2 separate regions of the Mus musculus genome follow, and region 2 is linked to region 1. Evidence: chromatin contacts called from ENCODE Hi-C or POLR2A ChIA-PET data. All regions are on one chromosome and are shown on one strand. Each heading gives the region's core, a stretch centred on a gene start or an enhancer-like site at or near the end of the contact. The rest is flanking DNA. Distances are from core to core; before and after follow the strand shown. Region 1 holds the start of Zfp358 (zinc finger protein 358). Region 2 holds the start of Trappc5 (trafficking protein particle complex 5).

Region 1 (6,403 bases), core at 302-2,801:
AGGGCTCCTTGTTTGCTTCCAGGAAAGAATTCTAGACCTCTCTAGAATTCTAGCTTGAGTGAGATATGTTCTGTCTTAAACCAGAGGACAGGGAGTGGAAACCTGAGCTAGCAGTGGTGGCACACATCTGTTATCCCAGCATCTTTTGAGGATGAGGCTGGCAGATCTGATCAGCCTGGGCTACAAAATAATAACGTTTTTCAAAACTAAGGAGGGGTGCATACATGGCCCCCTTCTGGGGAAAGGGGCAGAAGGATCACTAAGAACTCCACAGCCAGAGGGTGGAGAGAGCAGTTAATATAGCAATTTTCCAATTGGCTTATAAGATTGTGGATTTTAACCCCTTGGTGAAGAGCCGGTGATAACTATAGCTTGGGGGGGGGCCTCTGGGGGGTTACAGAGAGAACTGGGGGGTGGGGCACAGAGGGCTGAGGAGGAATGTCTTCAAGGGAAGGGAGTTCCTGAACCACACACTCCTTGATTAGGGTATGAAGACTGTTTTAGGGAAAGAGGCAGATGTGGAGAAAGAGTAACACCTCTCTACCTTGGGGCTAAGTGAACTCTTTGTTGGGCTGGGCTCCAGGGGACTAGGGAGACCTACCTGACCCCAACCTCACAGTCAGGAGATAGTACACAGAGGGGCGCTGAGTTTCCCCCAACAGTTTCTCTACCTAGGCCCAACTGCTGGAGATTAGTGGGCAGTACCCCGGGGTCTCCGCCCAGATTTCTGGAGACAAGGTATTTTTAGATTGCCTTCGAAGGAAGCAGCCTCATGAACTCCCATCTTGAATGGAAACTCACATCTGTCTCGTAGATGTGCAGAGGGCAGGTGCACCCCGATCATCTCTTGGGAAAATGAGCTTCCAGAGCTCTACATCCTAAGACTGAATGTGGAAGATAACAATAACTGGGATTTTTCTTGGGATTCTTGAGGTAACACGACACCTCCCTTCTGAACACACACACACTATGGAGTATAAAGTCCCACATAGGAAGAACAATGCCCCAAGCTTCTCTTGGTTTCCAGAAAAAAAGAACCCCCTTCTGAAACAAGGAGGTGTTCTGTTCTGTGGGTTCCGAGCTAGCGGGCGCCTCCACCCATCCGGATCTCAGATTCACTGTAGATTAGGGGGTGGTCCCGCCGTTGGCCGGATAAACGTACTAGGCCTGAGCTCCTCCGGACCCCCTTCCCACCGCGTCCGCCACCTTGACCCCCCAAGTAGAGCGCTGGCACCATGTACTCTGCAAGGGGTGCGTAGAGATAGCCTGGGGCCGCGCCCCGCACCCTGCTCTTAGTGTTGAGGGGTCTCCTCCCAACCACCTCCCCCTTTTGTCCAGCCTTCCCCAATCCAGCCCGATCCGCTTTCGGGGTCACTCACCCGATGCCCCTCGCCCCTGCCCGGCCTGGCTGCACTCGCGCTGGCCAGCCGGTGTCTCCCCGCCCCAGGCTTGCAGGAAACCCCACCGATCGCCAGACCCGCTGGCGGCCCCCTCGGCCCAGCGGCCCCGCCAGGCACTCCCGGGGAGCGAGAGGGGCCGGCCGAGGGCCGCTGCGGGAGCTGCTGGGACTTGTAGTTCGCTCGAGCCCTCCGCGGCCGGCGCCATCGCTGCCCCCGCGCCGCCCCACCCCACCCCCCCGCCCCCGGGCCAAGCCTTTGTCCCGACCAGGGCCACCCGAGCTGGCGCGCGTCCAGTCTTTGTTTGCGCCCTACCAACCCGCGCCACCCTAACCCTCCATGCACCCATGTGACTTTTCGGGCCCCTTCTCCGACCCCCGATCTTGACTCTCCATCTGTATCTCTGTCTCCATCTGTCCATCTTTCTTCCATTCTGTCCCCTCCTCTCCATCTCTTTCATTATCTTCTTTAAAAAATGGATTCAGTGCCTATGCATGCCGTGTTGCGCATGGGGAAATCAGTAGATAAGTTCCAGGAGTCCGTTCTCTCCTTATTCCATCCCAGGGATAGAACCAGGGTCTGCAGGCTTGGCCGTGCACTTTTACATGCTGAACTATCTCTCCAGTCCTCCTTTTTTCCCCATTCTCCTTCTCTACCGTAATTTATTTTTTCCTCTTTTAATTTCTTTGCCTCTGGCCCAGTCATTTTCTCTGCCTCTGCCTTTTGTCTCTGCCTACCTTTGTCTTGCCTTCTTTTTCATTTCTCTATCTTGTTTCAAACACCAGCTATCATGATACTCAAATTATATAAGCAAGAGGCCGGGGGAGGGTGTGCTTTGAGAAGGCCTGCAATTTAAATATGCACTTGTCTTTTCTTCATCTAGTATTATCTCAGAAAGTTTAGGGCTGTCAAAATGGCTCAGTGGGTGATGGTTTGTGGTAAGACAGGTGGTTAGAGAGGTGACCCAGTCGGTAAACTGCTTGTTGCAGAAGCTGAAGACCTGGCTTGAGATCTCTGTCACCTATGTGGAAGGACAGATTCAGTGGTGGGTATCTAGAATCCTAGCTTTGAGGTGGCTGAGGCAAGAAGACCCAAGGGCTCACTGGCCAGCCAGTCTAGCTGAATCAGTGAGCTCCCAGGGTCATTGTGAGACTGTGTCTCAAAAAGTAAGGTTGGAGGGACAACCAAGTGGCTTAGTGGGTAAAGGTGCTTGGTGAAAGGCCAAGGACCCGAGTCTGATTCCTTAGGACCAACATGGGTGGAAAGATCAAACTATTTTCTAACCTCCACATGGAAGATATACACACACCACTACATAAATAAATGCAATTTTAAAAAATTAAAATAAGGTGGGACCCATTGAGGAAGACACCTGAAGTCAATCTCTCTAGTCCACATATATGTGTAAGTACAAGTTCTCCCCCTCCCCTGTCTCTATCACACAAGTGCACACACACAGAGTTTTTGTTGATAGTAGAATCTTTCACTAATTTTAGGTAACCTTTTGCCCTCTGATCCTTCCATTTTCTCAGCTTCCTATTCAAATGACAGGTGACACCAGAGGCAGTCCAGGAGGCTGGACCAAGAGCTGATTTCTGGAAGACGTTAGCCAGGACCAAGGAAGGCTCTAGACCACACTTTAAAGCCCCAGCTCCCTCCACCGCAGGGGGAATGAAAACAAGCCCAGGGGGATCTGGCAGCTGGACTCTGGATGTTGCTGCCTGAGTATAAACAGTGGTCACAAAGAGAAATTAATGGTACAGCAAGGCTACCCTCTGACCAAAGCTGAATTAAGATAGACACAAGAATAGGTTGCAGCTAGAACAATGACCACACATCTCCTCTTGTCCCCATAACACACATGACTGCCCGTTTGCCAGCCATAACCCACACTACTTTCAACCCACCCACATCGCTGAGATAAAAGTAGCTGGAATCCCAGCCACAGACTGGGATTAACCATAACCATGGCACTAACCATAATTTTCCCTAAAACTACCCAGCCTGAGTCCATGCCACCCACAGAAGTCTCCCAACACCCCCTTCCAGAGAGCACCCTCTTTTCCCCTTGAGATCAGTCTCACTGTACACAGATATTAGTCTCCTCCCTCCCTTCCCTCCTCTTTTCCTCTACAAGGTCTCTTGTAGCCCAGGTTGACCTCAAATTTACTATGTAGCTGAGGATGTCCTTAAACTTCTAATACTTTTGCCTCCACCTTAAAAAAAAAAAAGATTGATTTATTATATGTAAGTACACTGTAGCAGTTTTCAGACACTCCAGAAGAGGGCATCAGATCTGATTACAGATGGTTGTGAGCCACCATGTGGTTGCTGGAATTTGAACTCAGGACCTCTGGAAGAGCAGTCAGTGTGCTTAAACACTGAGCCATCTCTTCAGCCCCCCGACCTTGCTTTTTTTTTTTTTTTTTTTTTTTAATTACATTTATGGGGCTGTTAAGATGGATTGGCAACTCTTGCAGAAGACTCAGATTTAGTTTCCAGTACTTACATGGCAGCTCACAACCCTCTGTAACTCCAGTTCCAGGGGATCTAACATTCTCTTCTGGCACCAGGCATACACACAGCACACATACATACATGTAAGCAAACACTTATATTCATAAAATAAATATTTTTTTAAAGATTTATTTATTGATTATATATAAGTACACTGTAGCTGTCTTCAGACACTCCAGAAGAGGGCGTCAGATCTCGTTATGAGATGGTTGTGAGCCACCATGTGGTTGCTGGGATTTGAACTCCAGACCTTTGGAAGAACAGTCGGGTGCTCTTACCCACTGAGCCATCTCACCAGCCCATTTTTTTTTAAATAAATATTTTTTAAACAATGTGTTTATTGTAGAGAAGGCTTCAGTGAGTGCCCATATGTGCAAGTCAGATGACAGACAACACAGGAGAGTCAACGTTCTCCCTCTTTCATAAGAGTTCCAAGAAATGAACCCAGGTTACCAGGTTGGCAGGAGGTGCCTTTATCCACTGACCAATCCTATCACTCCCTAACACTTGGGAGATAGAGGCAGGAGCAAAAGCAACTAAAAACAAAATGTTCTTGGGGCTGGAGAGATGGCTCAGTGATTAAGAGGCATGAGCCAGCACTGCCTGGCCAGTTTTGACTTTCAACTAGATAGATGGTCTGCTGCTAAGAGACAGGACCCAGTAACATTTGGCCCAATTTGGCACAATTGAAAAGATTGTGATGTGGCCAGGCATGGTGGTGCACGTCTTTAACCTAAGCACTCAGAGGGGAGAAGCCTGCCAGCCTGATCTACACAGTGAGTTAAAAAAGAAAAAAAAAGAGGTGAAAGCCAGAAGGATGGCTTAGTGGGTAAAGATGCTTGCTGTCAAACCTGACAGCGGCCTGAGTTCAATCCCCCTCCTTACACACATTGTAGAAAGAGAAAACCAACTCCACAAATTTTCCTCTGGTCTCTACCCAGCAACCTGCATTAAGTAAATTTGTGTAGACAAAATAAAACAAAATGGGGCTGGAGAGATGGCTCAGCAGTTGAGAGCACTGACTGCTCTTCTAGAGGTCCTGAGTTCAATTCCCAGCATCCACATGGTGGCTTACAACCATCTGTAATGGGATCTGATACCCTCTTCTGGTGTGTCTGAAGACAGCAACAGTGTACTCACATTAAATAAGTAAATAATCTTTTAGAAAATAAATAAAACAAAACACTTTTGTTTTGTTTTTTTGAGACAGAGTTTCTCTGTATAGCCCTGGCTGTCCTGGAACTCACTTTGTAGACCAGGCTGGCCTCGAACTCAGAAATCTGCCTGCCTCTGCCTCCCGAGTGCTGGGATTAAAGGCGTGCTCCACCATGCCCGGCTCTCTCTCTCTCTCTCTCTCTCTCTCTCTCTCTCTCTCTCTCTCTCTCTCTTTAAAAAAGATTTATTTATTATTATATGTAAGTACACTTTAACTGTCTTCAGACATTCTAGAGGAGAGCGTCAGATCTCATTACAGATGGTTGTGAGCCACTATGTGGTTGCTGGGATTTGAACTCAGGACCTTCAGAAGAGCAGTCAGTGTTCTTAACCACTGAGCCATTTCTCCATCCAGCCCCCAGAAGTCTTTTCTCAAAAAAAAAAAAAAAAAAAAGTGGACAGTGGTGCTCTGAAGAGACAGAGACAGCATAGCAGTTAAATACTCCTTGCTTCCCTTGTAGAGGAACAGAGTAAGATTTCCAGCATTCACATAAAGTGGTTCACAACCCTAGGAGAATGAAAACATATGTGTGTGTGTGTGTGTGTGGTGTGTGTGTGTGTGTGTGTGTGTGTGTGTGTGTTTCTAGACAGAGTTTCTCAGTGTTGCAGCCCTGGCTGTCCTGAAACTCTCTTCATAGACCAGGCTAGCCTTCAATTCACAGAAATTTGCCTGCCTCTGCCTTCTGAATGCTGAATTAAAGGCATGTACCATCATGCCTAGCGCATATATATATATATATATGTGTGTGTGTGTGTGTGTGTGTATAAAATGTGTGTATGTATATATATATATATATATATGTATATATATATATATGTGTGTGTGTGTGTGTGTGTGTGTGTGTATAAAATGTGTGTATGTATATATATATATATATGTATATATATATATATATATTTTAATATATGCCCATATATGACCTGAATAGTTCCTGTCCCTGGAGCCCTAGGACTATTCCACACTTAACATCCCTTCTCAATGCCTCTGTCCAACTAGTGTCTTCTATTTTTTTATGTCAACTACTTTAAAGATTTAAAAAAAAAGATTTAGGTATTTTTATTTGTACGTATAAGTGTTTTACCTGCATGTATATCTGTGTATCACATGGATGTAAGTGCCATAAGGGCCATTGGAACTGGAGTTACAACTGGTTGTGAGCTACCACGTGGGCTCACATGAGAATTGAGGTACCCAGGTCCTCTGGAAGAGTAGGCAGTGCTCTTAACCACTGAGACATTTCTCCTGCATGACTGATTTTTAATTTTTAATTAGG
Region 2 (5,967 bases), core at 1,061-3,560, 180 kb before region 1:
AAGAGGACTAGAGAAGAGGGCTCGGCAGGTCAAAGCACATACTGTTCTTGCAAAGCACGTTAAGTCAGTTCCCAGCACCCACTCCACATGGCTCACAACCACTTGTAACTCCAGTTCCAGGAAGAATCAATGCCTCTGGTCCCTGCCCTGCACCACACGCACAAACCCATACTCAGACACACATGCATATAAATAAAAACAATTAAAATTAAAAAGAAATCTTTCAAGGGAAATAAAAGGGAGTGATAGAAACTACCCCAAAGTTGGAGACTCAAGAGATTTCTTATTCATGAAAAGCACTTGCGGGTAAGGCTCAGTCGGTACAGTGCACTCCGAGCATACATCAGTAATCCCCGAACTCAGGAGGTGAAGGCAGAGGCAAGAGGATCTGGAGTCTGAGGTCATCCTCTGCTACATAGGGAATTTGAGACCAACCTAGGCTACATGAGACCCTTTCTTACTGAAAGGAAAAAAAAAAAAAAAAAAAAAGCTGGAGCGAAAGAAGATCATTTGTTGCTCTTATAGAGAGACCGAGTTTGAATTCCAGCACCCACATGGTGACTCACAACAACCTGTAACTAGATCTAGTAGATCCTCTAACCACTTAGGGCACCAGGCACACACACATTACACATACATATATGCAGGCTGAACACACATACACATAAAATCAAGCTCAAACAAATAAGAAGTCTTCCCAAAGAACTATCAGTGGAACTGGCAAGATGGCTCAGAAGGTAAAGACACTTGCCTGATAAGCCCCATTTGATCCCAGAACCCACAGAGTACAAGGAGAGAACTCACTCTCAAAAGTTGCCCTTTACCCCCATGCACACTCACAAATACACACATGTGCACACAAACATGCAATGAATAAATTTTTTAAATGTAAATAAATAAATCTAAAAAAAATTTTAATGTAATTTTTAAGAAGCTGGCATGTGGCAGGGGAATGGTTAAAACTTAAGGTGCCACACATGATGAATGCACACCTTTAATCCCAGCACTCAGGAAGCAGAGGCATCTCTGTGAGACTGAGGACAGCCAGAGCTGTTACACAGAGAAACTGTCTCAAAAAAATTTAATTAGTCAATCAATCAATCAAAAAGGTGGAATACAGAGAGGCCACAAAACTGGAGGAGCACACCTGCAGCCCCAGCACTCCAGAGACTGAGGCAGTAAGATGGCAGAAAGTGGCCAGCCCGGGTGAGTTCCAGGACTGCCTAGAGCACAGTGAGACCCTGTGCAATGGTTCGTCTTCACGACCTAGATTTAGAATCACCATGAAAACACGTCTCTGGATTTCCAGAGGGAAGACCCAGTATGAATACAGGCATCACCACCCTAAGGTAAAAAGAAGGAAGTGATCTTGGCGCCAGCATTCGACTGTGGATGCAATGCCAGCGGCCTCATGCTCCTGAAACCATGTGTCAATAGCCGAATAAACAGACCTTTCCTTCTTCTGGTTGCTTTTGTCGGGTATATATGACCACAACAAGAAGGAGAAAAGCACTAATACACTCTGTCTTTAAAGCGGGGGCGGGACATTGGTGAATGGAGAGGGGACAAAGGACAGTCAATTATGTTTTCCCTAGCCGGCATGTGCTCCAGCTCTGACTACCCTAGAGACCTTCCTGCCCAACCCCTCCAGGAAAGCTAGAAAAGTATGTGACAGTAAGGGACACCGGTGAGCCAAGGCCAAGCCAGGAGGGGGTGCAAAAAATTCCCAACCCTGTAACATGAGGTTGGGGAGCGGCGGAAGTGTCTATTTGTCATGAAGGAAGCCGTTTCCACGGTGACCCTTAACTCTAAAAGAGATCCCGTCGGAACTCATACTCCCACAAAGTCTCTAGAAAACTGCACGGATGATGGGGACACTAGTGGAGGAGGCAGGAGGAAGCGGTGAGAGCCTCTGGGCCTCCCGTGCCGGCAGCCGGGAGTCACAACAGTGAATGGAGACCACCAGGTGAAGCCTTCATGGCTTCTGGAGAATGGATTGGAGCCGACAACCCTCCCCTACAAAGCATGTCCCACGGGCCAGGTCTTGGGAGATTAGGATGGACCGTCCGGCTCCCCAGCTGGGGAAAGGAACCGTGCAGAATGCTCGACTGGGCTGCTCTAGGACGCCCGGCCGGGACCGCGGAACCCGCATCACCCCCAGGGGAAACCCAAAGCAGACTGACCCGGGAACGCTGCTCCGGACGCACAGAAAAAAAGACGAGGCCCGAGCGCGCCGGAGAAGGTTCTCGGGCGGGGAAAGGTCTCAACCGGAACTGTGCTGCGGGCGGGTCAGCGGAACTCCTTGATGGCGTCGTAAAAGGCCTGTGAGTGCGCAGGCGTGCGCGGGCTAGCTCGTTTGCGCACGGAGGGCGGGGCAATGCGGTGACCGAGAGGGGCCGCAAGGGGGCGCCCGTGTCCAAGCCCCGCGGCGCAGAACGCTGGTGGGCACTGGGCTATGAGATCTTGCTATAAAAGCTGGCTTTTGAGCAAGAGTGTAGTATGCAAAGTATTCTATCCCAGGAGCACGTGCATGCCCTCGGGCACGTATCTTCTTAAGTATGTAAGTACGTGAACTGTAGACGTGATGTATTTACACGCAATTTCCCCTGACACGTGATTTTTTTTTTACCAGTGGGTGAAGGAGAACGCTTGATCTGGGGGTGTTTTTCCATCTTTCACAGATGGTGTAGCTGCAGTGTTTTAGAAGTAGTAGTAGTTTTACCTGCGGAGGCGTCTGACCATCCTTATCCTCCCTTTGTGTGTCAGTGTGTCTCATGTGCCCAACACTCCTGTGTGCAGAGACCAGAGGTTGACACTGAGTCTATCTCTATTGCTCTGGAACTTATTTTAAGACAGGGTCTAACTACTGGACCTGGGGTAACCATTTCTGCTAGCTGTCAAGCATCTCAGAAAATCCTTCTGTCTGCCCCACAAACACCTCACTGGCTGGCAGTTCTGGGGTTACAGGTGTGACCAACACACCCAGCAATTTTTTTTTTTTAATGTAGGTACTCAGGATCAAACTCAGATCTTTACAATTGTACTTTATCTATTAAGACACCTCCCCAGCCCCTTAATTTTTTGTGCTGTATATTGGTTGGTTGGTGGTTGTTTGAAACAGTCTTGCTATGTAGACCAAGATGACAACAAAATTAAGGTGATATATGTGCCCAGAGCTTCCCGTGTTTAGCTGATCTTTTTAAGAGGAAACACAAGCGGCAGAAAGAATGTAGGTCATTTTCTCCTGGAGTCTATTCATATCTCCAACCTGCATAAGTCAGGTGCAGGTTTAATTATGTCTTTTACAATGCTGCAGATGAAACCCAGGGCCTCACAATGGCTAGGCAAGTGCTTTACAGATGAACCATGCCACTGCCCCATATGCTTAATTTAAAAATTCATAGCATTGACTGAGACAGATGCAGATACTTACACCCAACCATTGGACTGAAGTCGGGGACCCCTATGTTTGAATTAGGGGAAGGATTGAAGAAGCTGAAGGGGAGAGCATGACCCCACAGGAAGACATTCTTACTCTCTCTGACTCTCTTCCCTCCCTGACCCCTTTCTCCCTCTCTCCTCATCCCCCTCCCCCTCTCTCCACAGGTTCCTGGCTGGCCTCTCCTCTTCTCTCCGCCTCTCTCTCTCTCTCTCTCTCTCTCTCTCTCTCTCTCTCTCTCTCCTCCCTTCCCAATCAGTCAGGGAGCCTGCGTGGGTCAGACATAGATCCTCTGACTACATATTATGTTTTGTAGCTTGATCTTCCTGTAGGATTCCTAACAGTGGGAGCAGGGGCTATCTCTGACTCTTTAGCATGCTTTTGGGACTCTTTTTCTCCTATTGAGTTGCCTTGTCCAGGCTAAATATAAGAGGATGTACCTAGTCTCATTGCAACTTGATTGGCTGAGATCCCTGGGAGGCCTGCCCTTTTCTGAAGGAGTGGATCTGGGGGAGAGGGATGGTGAAAGGGAGGGAGCTGGAGGAGAGGAGGGAGGCGGGGCTGCTATCAGGGCGTGATATCTGAGAGAAGAATTAAAAGAACTATGAGAAGAAATGAAAACAATGTGGGGCTTTCTAGCTAAAGAATTCAAAATTTTAAAAATAAACGAATAAATACCAGCATTCAATAGGCAGAGGCAAGTGGCTCTCTATGAGTTTAAGGACAACCTGGTCTCCACAGGGAGGTCCACACCAGCCATGTCTACATAATGAGATCCTGTCTCAGAAAAGAAAAGGAGAAGAAAGAGGAGGGGGCTATGTGCCTGTGGAGGCCAGAAGACAACCTTGAATGTTCAGACCAGGCTGACATCGAACTCACACCCTGCCTTCCTCTGCTGCCTGAGTGCTGGGATGAAAGGCGTGCACCACCACACCTGGTGTTGGCTTCATTTTGAAATATGGTCTCTTTCTGGGTCTTGGAGCGCCCTAATTCAACTGAGATGGCAGACCATGAGCCTCAGAGTTCCCCTCCCCTGTCTTTGTCTCCTCAGCTCTGGGATTACGGTTGTGCGCCTATATGTCTGGCCTTACATGTGGGTTTTGGGAATTGAAGCAAGACCCTAATCCTTGTGCAGCAAGCACTTTACAGACGAGGTCATCCCCTGGCCCAAAATACTATTTTTTAAATGCTTTAGTACATTTTAGTGCTGGAGAGATGGCTCAGTGGTTCATCCCTTTACTATATAGAGACTACCCATAAGTTCTGTGACTCTAGTGAACCCTGACTACTACAATAAAGAAATGTTAATAATGGGTATTGATTTTTAATTTTCCTTATGTCTCTTGTCTTTGCTATTACCACTTCTTCCTAGTGTTAAAAAACCAAGTGTGTATTTTCAAAATAGATACAGCTCAGCTCATACTGCCCGCGCTTGAAGAACACAAAAGCTGCTACTGGACAGCATGAGTGGAGAAATTTATCTTTTTCTCTCTCTCAATGAGAGGCTAGGCAAAGTGGTGCACACCTTTAATCTCAGCAAGAAGCAGGCAGAGACAGGTGGATCTCTGTGAGTTTAAGACCAGCCTAGTCTACATAGCAAGCTCCATAGCAACCAAGGTCATATAGCGAGACCCTGCCATAAACAAAACAACACAGGGGGAGGGAGGGAGGGAGGGAGAGAGAGAGGGAGAGAGAGAGAGAGAGAGAGAGAGAGAGAGAGAGAGAGAGAGAGAGAGCTGTTACAGTGACTCAGGCCTGTAGGTAGTCTCAGCATTTAGGAAGCTAAAGCAGAATGGGTTTTGAGTTCAAAGCCAGCCAAGGTTATAGAGTAAGACCCTGTCTCAAAAGAACCAATGACAGAAAAAAAAGTGACAGAGAAAAGAAGACACTGGAACGCCATGGATAAGATTGCTTGACTCCCAAAAAGGAGGTCCAGCAACAGGCCCAAAGTGGGATCCAGCTCAAGGGAAGGTCCCAAGGTCTGACACTATTACTGAGGCTATGGAGCACTCACCAAAAGGGATCTATCATGACTGCCCTCCAAGAGACACTTGTACTCTCTGACTCTTCTCACTGGCCCTCAGTCAACAGACATTTCCCAAGCACCTCAAAGTCACGTTGGATCCAAAGCCTGGATCCAAAGCCTGGGGAGATAGGAGGAAGGAAGACATCTGCCTGGGGCTTTTATATTCTAGTGTTCGCCGGAGTGGAAGTGCCCTGGGTCCCTCTGATTGTAACTAGGTGGATATAACTCATAGGTGAAAACATAAACGTATGAGCTATGAATCCCCAACCCGGCCAACAGCCATGCCATCTGTAACAACGGGTCTGGTTTAAGGTCAGCTTAGGCTACAGAGAAGAAAAAGTCAGAAATGTAGACACTGACTCAAATGGAATTTTCGGGGCAATTTATTCGAGTTTAAAATGGAAAGTCCAGGGCAGGCAACCTGTAGTCTCAGGGCAAGCAAGCCAAGGAGAATGAAGAAGATCCGCTGTCATGGAGGTCAGCCACACTTGATGGGACTGGA

Evidence for each region. Hi-C counts contacts between places; a loop is a spot of excess contacts on that map. ChIA-PET counts read pairs that join two places held with the same protein, here RNA polymerase II (POLR2A).
Region 2: POLR2A ChIA-PET joins it to region 1 with 13 read pairs in Patski. The contact joins the promoter of Trappc5 here to the promoter of Zfp358 in region 1. A Hi-C loop is called at or near these places in 1 of 37 maps with a recorded cell type or tissue (heart). POLR2A ChIA-PET finds 5 or more read pairs at or near these places in 3 of 5 experiments (Patski and embryonic stem cell).

What each region holds. Positions count from the first base shown.
Region 1 is chr8:3,488,286-3,494,688 of GRCm38, reverse strand. Zfp358 (zinc finger protein 358) reads right to left here and starts at 1,551. Exons shown (of 2, transcript NM_080461.2): 1 at 1,380-1,551.
Region 2 is chr8:3,672,820-3,678,786 of GRCm38, reverse strand. Trappc5 (trafficking protein particle complex 5) reads right to left here and starts at 2,310. Exons shown (of 2, transcript NM_025701.4): 1 at 2,184-2,310. It overlaps Gm45231 (a long non-coding RNA gene), which reads left to right and starts at 2,388. Exons shown (of 2, transcript XR_870093.2): 1 at 2,388-2,560; 2 at 4,181-4,767.